Linked DNA regions of Homo sapiens: region 2 is linked to region 1. The links are chromatin contacts, found by Hi-C or POLR2A ChIA-PET in ENCODE. All regions are on one chromosome and are shown on one strand. Each heading gives the region's core, a stretch centred on a gene start or an enhancer-like site at or near the end of the contact. The rest is flanking DNA. Distances are from core to core; before and after follow the strand shown. Region 1 overlaps COLEC12 (collectin subfamily member 12). Region 2 has its middle 27 kb from the start of YES1.

Region 1 (3,102 bases), core at 438-2,937:
ACGGAAAAGAACTAACATTGGTGCTATATCTCTTTTCTTTTTTGAGATGGAGTTTCGCTGTTGTTTCCCAGGCTGGAGTGCAATGGTGCGATCTCGGCTCCCCACAACCTCTGCCTCCTGGGTTCAAGCTATTCTCCTGCCTCAGCCTCCTGAGTAGCTGGGATTACAGGCATGCGCCACCATGCCCGGCTAATTTTGTATTTTTAGTAGAGATGGGGTTTCTCCGTGTTGGCCAGACTGGTCTCAAACTCCCAACATCAGGTGATCTGCCCGCCTCCACCTCCCAAAGTGCTGGGATTACAGGCGTGAGCCACCGTGCCTGGCTGGTGCTATATTTTAAAGAACAATTAACTCACAATATAAGATACTTATGTGGGTCAGTTAGTTTAGCATTCGTTGAGTACTTCCTACATGTGAGGCACATTTATTAACTTATTTAAATCTTCACAACCTCGTGAAGAAGATGCTATTACTATTTCCCTGAGGTTAATCACCTGCCCAGTTAATAAATGGCATAACCAGGGCTGAAACCTAATTGCAGTGCCTGCATTCAGGGCCCTTGTACTCACCACCCCTCACCCTTTCATAGGACATAAGCTGGCAGCTCCCTCTTAAATCCCATCTACTGCTCACCTGTCTCCCTGTCTTTTTCGCAAATGAAGTTATTGACGTCTTCACATTGGAAATCGTTCCACTGCCCAGCATAAATCAACCCAGCACAGTCTTCTCCTGGCCCATGGCCATGACCCCAGTTATCCGGCTGTCCAGCTTTCCAATTTCTTTTAGCAAAACAGAAATTGAATGTTATTTGCACAGTAATGCAGAGCTTTTCTTTACTCAAGAGCAGCAGAGAATATAAAAAAACAAAATTGAAGCATGTCATTTATCCTGGAATGAAAATGCAGTTTAAAAATCAGTACATGCTCTTATTCAGAGAAAGGAGCAGCTGTTTTGCAGAGTAATGCATAATGCGGCATCTCCCTGCGCGCTTGTGATCTTTGCTACCATGAACCAAACTCACTAGGCTGGTTCATCAGAATGCAGAGGGAGCGAATCTTGCTTTGGGACAGTTAGATGAATAACTTTCTAATGTGTACTGGAATGCTGACTTCTGGGCATGAGTGTATATATGTGTGTGAATATCTATTCATTATGAGGACATGATACACACACACACACACACACACGCACACATGATCTTGTGAGAACCCAGAGGGACCTTGTACATTTCAATATCTTGCCTCTAACAAGTCCAAGAGCCAGGAAGAGAAAGTGAAAGACTTTTGATATACATTTACAAGAACCTACAATTACAAATAACTGGTTATGATTGTCTGGGTGAGTTGTAGAAGGTTGATTGCTTTAGAAAGAAATAGTAACTTAATCTTACTGAAAATGACTCCTACATTTCACTCCCTTTTTTGGGAGAGAGATTCTTAAAAACAAGTTTTCTTTAGGATGAGTTCACATGGGGCTTCTTAACTTGGATGCTGCTGCTCAGAACAGCACCTTGCCATGGATAACAGTTCTTGATTACGTTTCCACGAATAAATCAGGTGTGCTTCCAGACTCACCCCTTGAAGGTTCAATCTTGTCTAAGAAGCAGATTCATGCACAGAAGCTTGTGGCTGCTGCCTGAGAGGACAAGCCTGCCTCATGTGGAGGGTCTGGAAGAACATCTGCAGCGGAGGGTGCTTCCTATAAACAATGACTCATTACCGCACTGGCCACAGGGTGTCCTCGGGTCACCCGAGGAGACAGCCTGTATGGCCCTGTATCTTTGGACAATAACACCCGCAAAACCAGAGGCAGCGGGAAAGGACAGTTGAAGTTTAGTCAAAGGGTGGGGACAGGGTAGAACTGACTCCCCCACACCAAATGTGTATTTTGGGATTTAAAAAAAATGAGTATGAAGGCCGGGCGTAGTGGCTCATGCCTGTAATCCCAGCGTTTTGGGGGGCTGAGGCAGATGGATCACCTGAGGTCAGGAGTTCGAGACCAGCCTGGCCAACATGGCGAAACCCTGTCTCTACTAAAAATACAAAAATTAGCTGGGCATGGTGGCAGGCACCTGTAGTCCCAGCTACTTGGGAGGCTGAAGCAGGAGAATTGCTTGAATCCAGGAGGTGGAGGTTTGCAGTGAGCCAAGATCATGCCACTGCACTCCAGCCTGGGTGACAGAGCGAGGCTCCATCTCAAAAATACATATATATATATACATTGAGTGGCCTCAATTAAATAAACCTAGTGATGAAAGAGAATTCAGAGGAAACCATCGATTGGTGAGAGTAAAAATGGGATGCTACTTAGAAGGGAGAGTTAGAAAATAGTCTCACTCACTCACTCACACCAGGCATCCATAGCACTCCTGCTATGAGCCAGGTATCATCTGGGTGATGGCAACATAGCAGTGCAGAGAAGAGACAAAGTCCCAACTCTTACAGCTTACATAACAGATGAGTCACAATGAGTTCAAAATCTCAGCCTGTGACAATCTCAGCCTGACGCCAGATAGAGATGAAGTTGGAAAGAAAAGTAGTTTACTTTCACATTTGGTTTTTTGTGTAACTCTTTTCACCTTGTGAGATTCTTCTGGAGATGTCAACAATGCCTGAGCAGTTTAATCTTGTGGACATACATTTCGTTCATTTCTGCCAGTAATATGGGGGGTTTGATTCCATTTTTGTTTATAAAATTTGAGATCTATGATTCCTGAATGTATAATGATAGGATATTTGATATTCTTGACTTCTCAGTTAATTGGGAAATTATATAAATATGACTTCTTTGGGCTTAGAAGTCCTGCTTAATATTTTCCCCTTGCGTTTCCTTTTAAGTCATTTTAAGTTAAATAAATAAAAAGGATGTATCAACCAGGCAGAGAAATAACTGAGTGATAAGAAAGGAGATAATCTTTATCGCCTTTCTCCATTTGTTTTTCCAGGTCACTGGAATTCTTCACATACAGTACTCAAGGCTTTCCTTAGGACTAAAAGCAGAATGCAGTTCTGTGGCCATAAGCGGAGGTGACTGCAGTAGGCCAGAATGGGTGGAAAGTGGGTAGCCTGAAGCCAGACTGAAGGGACAATTTATTCTGTGGGC
Region 2 (3,187 bases), core at 580-3,079, 520 kb after region 1:
AGAGCTTCTATTTTCTAAGTGGCACTTCAGGCACAGTCACCAGAGGCCACATGGCACTGGTGACCAAGAACATAGGTTTTACAGCCAGATGACCTAGGCTCACATTCTCAGTCCTTTGATCTCTGTTCTTCTGATTCTCATTTGTAAAATGGGGATTTTTTTCTGCCCTGTAGGACTGTTGCGAAGGTTAAAGGAGTTAGTACCTATGATGTTTTTGGAATAATATCTGGCATGCAGTGAGGACTCAGTTTTGTGTTAACAGTGATAGAAGCAAGGAATGGGTTGGATGGCCAGGTCATCTCTGTGAGGCATGGAAAAAGAAACCCACTAGAGCTGCAAAGCGGTGTTCATAGTGTCAGTGGCCCAGCTAAAGCTGGAAACCATTAATTTTGTAACAGAACCAACTAGTGACTATTTTATTTTTTTTGGCAGAACTCAGCAGCAGGAAGAAGCCAAGGTAAGGCATTAGCCAGGGAGGTGGGGCAGAAGGGCCAGGGGCTGGAGAATCTCCAGTGCTCCCATGACTGTGGCCACATGGTTCAACTGTGATCCAGGTTGGGGTTCGTAAACTCAGAGGTCAGGGGGACATCAGGTGTCTGAGCCCTGGCAGAGTCCAGGGGAGATTTAGAGGCTGTGGAGGAGGTGGAAATGCAACAGGGAAGAGAATTATGACCACAGAGAGAATATCAATACGACAAGCATGTTTGAGGGCTCCCGGCTCAGAGTTTATTCCACTCCATCAATCATTTTCTTCTTCTTTCTTATTTTTATTTTTTATTTTTTTTTGATACAGAATCTCCCTCTGTTGCCCAGGCTGGAGTGCAGTGGTGGGACCTTGGCTCACTGCAACCTCTGCCTCCCAGGTTCAAGTAATTCTCCTGCCTTAGCCTCCCCAGTAGCTGGGATTACAGGCACCCAGCTAATTTTTGTATTTTTAGTAGAGATGGGGTTTCTCTACTGGCCATGTTGGCCAGGCTGGTCTCAAACTCCTGGCCTCAAGCAGTCCACCCGCCTTGGGCCTCCCAAAGTGCTGGGATTACAGGTGTGAGCCGCTGCACCTAGCCTCATCAATCATTTTCAAACTCTTCTGAGGAACCTGATGGTTCTTCAGCGATGCCTCAGGAATGATTCTTTCAATCAGGGCGACTCCATTTTCATTTGTTGAGACGTGGGGGCGTGGGTGGGGTGGATGGGGGCAGTGACAAAAGTATATTTTATCAATAAAATTTGACTAAAAAAAGTGGTGTTGCTTGTTTTTTGCTTCTGGTTTGAAAACCACTTTGGTTTGGCTGGATGAACTTGGGTTTGACAGTGAGGAGGTGTATCAGTCCGTTTTCACGCTGCTGATAAAGACATACCTGAGACTGGGTAATTTATAAAGAAAAAGAGGTTTAATGGACTCACAGTTTCACGTGGTTGGGGAGGCCTCACAATGAAAGGCACGTCTTACATGGCGGGCAGGCCAGAGAGACAGAGTCAAGGGAAGGGGGAACCCTCTTCTAAAGCCATCAGATCTCGTGAGACTTATTCACTACCACGAGAACAGTATGGGGGAAACTGACCCCATGATTCAATTATCTCCCACCGGGTCCCTCCAGCAACACGTGGGAATTCTGGGAGCTACAATTCAAGATGAGATTTGGGTGAGGACACAGCCAAACCATATCAGGAGGCATAGTTCTGTCTCCTCCAAACTAGCAGTGTAGTTTGGGCTAGGCCCTCACCTTGCTGGGTTCTCAGTGCTCTTTTTGGGAAATCGGCGGGCTGCCCTAGGTCTTTGCGAGCTGCCTTCCCTGAGGGCTGGAGTTGAGTTCACAGCTGTGCAGCGTCTGTGGAGCTCTGCGGGCGCCACCTGGTGGTCAAAACTGGCAGTGCCGTTAGCGGGCTCAGCGGGACGTGAGAACCCAGGCAGCTTGCTAGATGGGCTTCTATTTACATTAGAGAACAATCTCTCCAGGGGACAGGGTGCCCTAACCAGGGTAAGAGAGCTCTTTTGTTAGAATAAATTGAGGATGAGCTGAACATGGCACAGTAGCCAGGATCTCATCATGAAAATCAGAATAACTCATCCACATATGTGAATAATTTATGGCATATGCAGCCTGTTGGAGAGAGAAGGCCCATGCTATTAGTCAGAACTTACTTACAATCAGCTTGCTTCAATTAGGTTTTCCTTTATTGAAACAGTGACCTTGAAAATGACTTCATTTTCATATTCAGGCCTATCTCATGTGTTTCCCAGAATAGTTATAAAACTGATCTGATGTGTGTGCTGTTTATGTTCCAGCACTTGTTGAGTGGCGATGAAGTCAGGGTCACTCTACAATGAGCCACGACAGCCTCTTTTGTCTCTAAATAATTTTTAAAATGGCTGATTGGTAATACTGGAGAGCCAGGTGTATGATTCAGAAGGGTTACTGGAACAAAAAATTCTGAAAATGGCCTTGGATTGTTAATTTCCTATCCATGGGCATAGAAGGTGTCTGCAACACAGGCTCTGTCACAAAACAAATGATATAAAATGATAATAGAGCGGAAGTGGGAGGGAGTTTTTCTGTCATTGTGTTAGTCCCTGAACCCTCAAGGAAAGAGATAACAGTGCCTCTGGCTTTGGACTACAGATACCCACTCCCTTTGTTTAACTCCTACTTTTTTTTTTCCAGAAAAGTTTCAGACTAAAAATGTACCCTCCAAAGAAGTAGCTTCAAAAACTCCTTGCAAGAGCTCAGTTCCTTTACATTTATGGTCATTTTATTTTCTTTATGAGAAACTTGTGGATTAAAAACTATAGGCTAGGTGTGGTGGCTCATGCCTATAATCCCAGTACTTTGGGAGGCTGAGGCAGGAGGATCCATTGAGCCCAGCAGCCTGAGATGAACTGGGCAAGATAGGGAGACCCCACATCTACAAAAAAAAAAAGAAAAAAAAAAGAAAAATTAGCCAGCTGTGGCAGTGCATGCCTGTAGTCCCACATACTCAGGAATCTGAATCAGGAGGATCTCTTGAGCCCAGGAGTTCAGGGTTCATAGTCTCAACCTCCTGGGCTCAAGCAATTCTCCTGCCTCAGCCTCGCAAAGTGCTAGGCTTGCAGGTGTGGGCCACTGTGCCTAGCCATATCTTCATCTTTTAACTCTCTCTTCAATTGGCTTCAGTGACACTATTATCCAGACTCTTATTCTTCCTCTTT

The links. A loop is a pair of places that touch in the nucleus more often than their neighbours do. ChIA-PET counts read pairs that join two places held with the same protein, here RNA polymerase II (POLR2A). Pooled maps may share reads with other maps.
Region 2: a map with no recorded cell type shows a loop between it and region 1 (7-fold over the local background). The contact joins two enhancer-like sites. A Hi-C loop is called at or near these places in 1 of 37 single-sample maps with no recorded cell type and 2 of 50 pooled maps. POLR2A ChIA-PET finds 5 or more read pairs at or near these places in 1 of 52 experiments (CD4-positive, alpha-beta memory T cell).

What each region holds. Positions count from the first base shown.
Region 1 is chr18:321,029-324,130 of GRCh38, forward strand. It overlaps COLEC12 (collectin subfamily member 12), which reads right to left. Exons shown (of 10, transcript NM_130386.3): 9 at 634-779. Among named protein-coding and RNA genes, the nearest start is that of THOC1, 55 kb to the left of the region's middle. Within about 2 kb of position 1,688, at least 3 of the 41 ENCODE cell types and tissues checked have a DNase peak (open chromatin) inside an H3K27ac peak, as active enhancers do.
Region 2 is chr18:837,667-840,853 of GRCh38, forward strand. No RefSeq gene overlaps it. Among named protein-coding and RNA genes, the nearest start is that of YES1, 27 kb to the left of the region's middle. Within about 2 kb of position 1,830, at least 2 of the 41 ENCODE cell types and tissues checked have a DNase peak (open chromatin) inside an H3K27ac peak, as active enhancers do.